Regions from separate parts of the Homo sapiens genome. Here region 2 is linked to region 1. A link is a loop called in an ENCODE intact Hi-C map of the cell type or tissue named here. Cell type or tissue: chondrocyte. All regions are shown on one strand.

Region 1 (2,500 bases):
CTTACTGGCCAATATTTACCTCCTTTGAGCCTCTCAGGTTTCTCATCTTAAAATGGCATCAGTGACATTACTGCAATTGCAAGGCTGGGCTGAGTAACTGAAACAAAGCACATGAACCTCCTGGCACCATGACTGGGAGGGGGATGATGCTCTGCACCTGTTCTTTTCACCCCCTTCGTGTTACAAGAAGTGTGCTCTCCCAAGTCCTCTGCTGGAACAATCTACTCTCCATCCTTTAGAGAAAACCCTGTGAATTCCTGCTTCTGTAATTTTGCTTATTATTCCTTCTATCTTGTATATATCTTCCTTCTCCTCTTCAACTCTCCAATCCTTTGACGGCTTCACTAGTTGCTTTTCTGGAGGGCTGGGATGCTTTCCCCTTTCTCATCTCCTTAGTCAGTCATGGCATTTGGTACCCATTGCAGTGCACTGCCTCGTGTTGTTCATATGCATGTGCCTTTCAATCATCTCGATCATATCCCTCCAGCATCACTTCTTTTGTCAGCATCACCTTTTTTGTTGGGTCCTTCATGGTGTCCTTTTAATATCAGCAAATCGAATGTAGTAGATGCTCATTTAATAATCGATATTTGGATTACAAATCATCTCAATGAGTTTAGTAAGTTGCCCTAGAACCTTCCTTACTATGCAATGCTTTGTTAATTCTATTTGGATTCCTTTGCAAAATGTTTGTTTCTTTTAAAGTTTTTTTTAGAAAAAAGAAAGATTAAGTAAACTGTGGCTCATCAAAAAAGGTGCTTGGGAAGATTTTTTTTTAATACCATAGGGTAATACTTGTGTTGTCATGTTAAAATTAAATTGGAGCATGTAAAAGTATGCATATAGCATGATTACAACCACATATTCTATAGTTTAAAACAACTCTGAAACTGCTAGCAACTAAAAAATCAGGTCCAAGCATAAATATGAATTCTTTTTTGGGGCTAGAATAACTATTATTTTCTTTCCATTTTATTTGTAGAAAGAATGTTTTTATGGGCAAAATCATTCTCTGCATGGTTAACTACTTGCTGTGAATGAAGACCTATTCTGCTTCTTTCCACTAGAGGTCACTGTGGTTCTTTAGTTATTTTTTTCCGTTTGGCATCCCTGTTAGCAGGGCTAAAAGGATTCTGTCACGGTTATTATTTTTAGCAAAGTTAAGAGAAATGTTAAAATGATAGTCTCCTTTTTTAAATACAAAGAAACATTTTCCGGAGCAATTGTACTTCTTTTCAGATTTCGTTTTCCAGGCCATAACTATCAGAAACATTTCTATTTTACATTGGCGACCCCAATTTAATTTATTAGCGTGAAACATTATCACTATACCATTTATTCTGCTATTAAAACAGAATTGCACCCATGCTTTCTATGTGTGAAAAAATAGAAGACTAACCCTTTCTATTTCTGGTTCAGCTTTATTTTTTCGAAGATTGTTTCCCAGCAGTACAGAAACATGGTTTCTAGAAGAACTTGTTAGTCATGGAGTATTAAAATCGATTAATGACACATGAGATGTGCACATATAAGCACCATTTTGAAGGTGAATGCAGGATATCCAACAAATTCTACCAATAAACTACTGTGTCTTTAAAAGAATTTCTCCCTGGTAAATTCAGTAGGAATACAGGCTATGTTTTTCTGTTTGAAAAATGATTAAATATTAAGAATTAGAAAAAGGAAATATAGCTCCAAATATTAGTAGGATGCATGCTGAGTGTAACATCATCCAAAATGTCTAAGCAACATGATAACCAAGGTCCTTGGTTTTCCTACCGGAGTCAAGTCCATTTCACTATAAACCAAGAAGCTCTACATTTTATAATGTTTGGAAAACCCTTATTTTTCCTTCTCATTCTCTTTTTGCTATTTGCAGCCTTGAAAAATGGGGTCCCAATCACCTCACAAGACCATATTTATTTTTCATAGTCTGGGCTATTTGGTTCCTGTTGTGTTCTTATTCCTAGGGCATTCTTGCTAAATTCACAGTAATTTCCCCCAATTCAAATTGTGTCTCAATAAATTTCAAAGTTGATTATCCATTATTTATTATGGACCCTAAATTTAGCAGTACTAGAGAGATTTGGATATGAGTGGCATTTTGGAAACCCACCGACCACTCCAGCAATCTACAATATGCTTTGAAAAATCTGCACAACTTTTGCTCCCGTCTTCTGACTAGAATGCACAGCTCCAGTTCCCTAAGTTTGCTGAACATGCTGAGGCCCAGGCTGTAAGCAGCAGATGAGGCTGACTGCAATGGGGCATCCTGCTGCAGTTTGAAGCCTTTCTTTTTCATTTCCTGCAAACCCAATCTCTGTTCTTGCTTTTGGAGGCAACTTTTACAACTGGGTATCTCTAAAGTGGAATAATTAATAATTGTCTTGATACAATTAACAAAAGATAACTGGCTGGCTATGACTTTTTTTTTGAAAAGCACTTTCTTTTTTTCCTTCAAAGGGTGTTTTCACCTTTCTGTCTTTAATCCAGAGTCCTC
Region 2 (2,500 bases), 530 kb after region 1:
GAGTAAGGCCTTCCCAATTTGTTCCCACATTTTTTTTTAATGTTCTTTATGGTGTTAAGACTACTGATATAGACAGCACAGTGGGGAAATTAGAGGAGGGTGATCCCCCATAAAAGGGAAAGCATCCCAACTTTTCCTCGGCCCCTCTCTTCAGGATGGAGGGGGCAGGGATTCACCTCAGTGGCCAGACTTGAGGATGTCATGCAATCCCTGACTTCAAAGTGTTCAAGAGGCCATTTGCATTAATACTTTCTAGGAAAAGGCAATGCCCCATACATCTTCATCTCTTACTCTCACAACTTCTGATACTTAGGGACCTTGGATGAGCTAGTATCTTCAAGACTGATTTATACTACAGAATCTTAACAAATTCACCCACCTAGGACAGTCAGAGTTGCATTTGCTGAAATACTTCCTGCACTGTTCTGAGCTGTGCAGCTGTATACCCCAATGTCCTCTATCTTCACATCCACGATAAAGAACACGTCATCCTCGGGCATCACATGCATGCGTCTCTCCCGTGCAGCTGGGAAGTCTGTGCCCCCATCCTTCTGCCAGGCTATCTGGGGGGCTGGGTGCCCCACAGCAGCACACTCCAAGCGTGCCATGGCCCCAGCTCGGATGGTGAGATCCATGGGGGTCTTGGTGAATGAGGGAAGCACTGAAATCAGAGAAACAATATAGGCATTAGCACAGTGGAGTCTTACAGGTTCACTTGCATTCCTTTTTATTATTTGTTTGTTTGTTTGATACTTACAGATTGTCCCTGACATAGATTGGGCAGGGGTTAATTCCAATTTCAAGTCAAGGAAACTAAAGTTGAGATGGAAAGATTAAAAGGCTTGCTCAAGGTTACAGATACAGAAACAATGAAGTCAGGATAAAACAGAGGTCATCTGATTCTCAGAATGAAGGTCTTCCTGCTATTTTCTGCCACTTTTTAGTTTCCTCAACAATCAACTGTGAGATCTTGGGTGTATCAATTAATCTCTTTGTACCCTGACCACTCACTTCATCTATTTTTTTTTTAAAGTCTCTCCTGGTAGCTCTAACATTCTGTGACTTTTAAGATACATGTTTTGCCCTACAATTTAAACTCAAAACTGTTCTATGTGCCAGGCCACAGCCATCATTTGCTGAGTGAATGCATTAATGAATCATATTCAAAATCTTCTACCACGGCAGATACAGATAGTTAAATGATAAAGTGGCAAGGATCCTACTGTAAAACTGTATACCTACCACACAAAGCAAACAAGAATAGACTTCTGTTAACAGTGGCTAACAGTGCATTTACTGAGCACTACCTTGTAGCCATTTTGCTACATCCTTTACACATATTATTTCACTAAATGAGCATAATGCCTCTAGGGGGCAGGTCCTATTATCCCTAATTGAAAGATGTGGAACTGGAGGCGGAGAAGTGAAGCAACCTGCTGAAAATCACGCAGGAGTGGCAGGATTCACACACAGATCTCTGAATTAAAGGCAGTGTGCATCCAGCATGATGCTTTGCAGCCTTCCAGATCAGTATACTACACTGTAAACTCTCAAAGAGGAAAACATTGCTGGGCACGGTGGCTCACACCTGTAATCCCAGCCAGCACTTTGTGAGGCCAAGGTGGGCAGATCACAAGGTCAGGCGTTCGAGACCAGCCTGACCAATATAGTGAAACCCCGTCTCTACTAAAAATACAAAAAATTGGCCGGGCATGGTGGCGCACGCCTGTAATCCCAGCTACTCAGGAGGCTGAGGTAGGAGAATTGCTTGAATCTGGGAGGTGGAGGTTGCAGTGAGCCAAGATTGCAACCAGGATGTCATCCAGCCTTGGGTGACAGTGCAAGATTCCGTCTCAAAAAAAAAAAAAAGAAAAAGAAAAAAAAAAGAGCAAAAACATGTCTGGTTCATCTCTGTGTTACTCACCACACTGAGTACGGTGTCGTCTTCAACATAATTGCAGGTTTAGATACAAATAACCAAGAATCTTAATTTTGTGGAATGAAAGGTAGGGAAAGGAAGAGTCAGGTGGGGAACTGTGAGAAGAAAAGACAGGGTTAAGATTAAGAGAGAAAAACAGGTGCTTTCTATTTCTAAAAGGTATCTTTAAATGCTAAAGGAAAAGTCAGATCACATACTATTTACTGTAAGCTTGGCTTTGACAGAGTAGGATGAACCAAAGTGATTGGAGATGACACACTGATATTTCCCCTCACTGGCAAATTCCACCTCGCGCAGCCGAAGGATGGTGGTATACTCCATCACCTCGCCACCTTGGGCCCGGAGGTGTGCATAATTTTCCATTTCAGCATCATGCAGTAGTTCATTGTCTTTTTTCCAAGCAAAAGTCATTGGGGAATCACTGCTGCTGGCAGCTGAGCAGATGAAACTCAAATTGGAACCTTTTATTGCCGACTGTGTTTCTGGCTGAACCGTGATCTGGGGTTTGGGAAAATCATCTGTTAAAAATGGAGAGGAGGAGACAAAACAATGTTAAGGCTC

The links. A loop is a pair of places that touch in the nucleus more often than their neighbours do. Peaks named below come from ENCODE experiments on the same cell type or tissue, not always from the same donor. Only the 100,000 strongest peaks of a DNase experiment are listed, where the experiment ranks them.
Region 2: it touches region 1 in a loop (3-fold over the local background); 4 of 110 quality-filtered maps call a loop at or near these places.

The regions. Positions count from the first base shown.
Region 1 is chr12:58,345,168-58,347,667 of GRCh38, forward strand. No RefSeq gene overlaps it. Among named protein-coding and RNA genes, the nearest start is that of LINC02403, 260 kb to the left of the region's middle. In chondrocyte, CTCF peaks have their summits at 1,056 (motif pointing right) and 1,274; no DNase peak of the experiment used is centred here.
Region 2 is chr12:58,878,445-58,880,944 of GRCh38, forward strand. LRIG3 (leucine rich repeats and immunoglobulin like domains 3) reads right to left here. Exons shown (of 19, transcript NM_153377.5): 13 at 2,137-2,457; 14 at 380-661. Among named protein-coding and RNA genes, the nearest start is that of LRIG3, 41 kb to the right of the region's middle. In chondrocyte, a CTCF peak has its summit at 1,562; no DNase peak of the experiment used is centred here.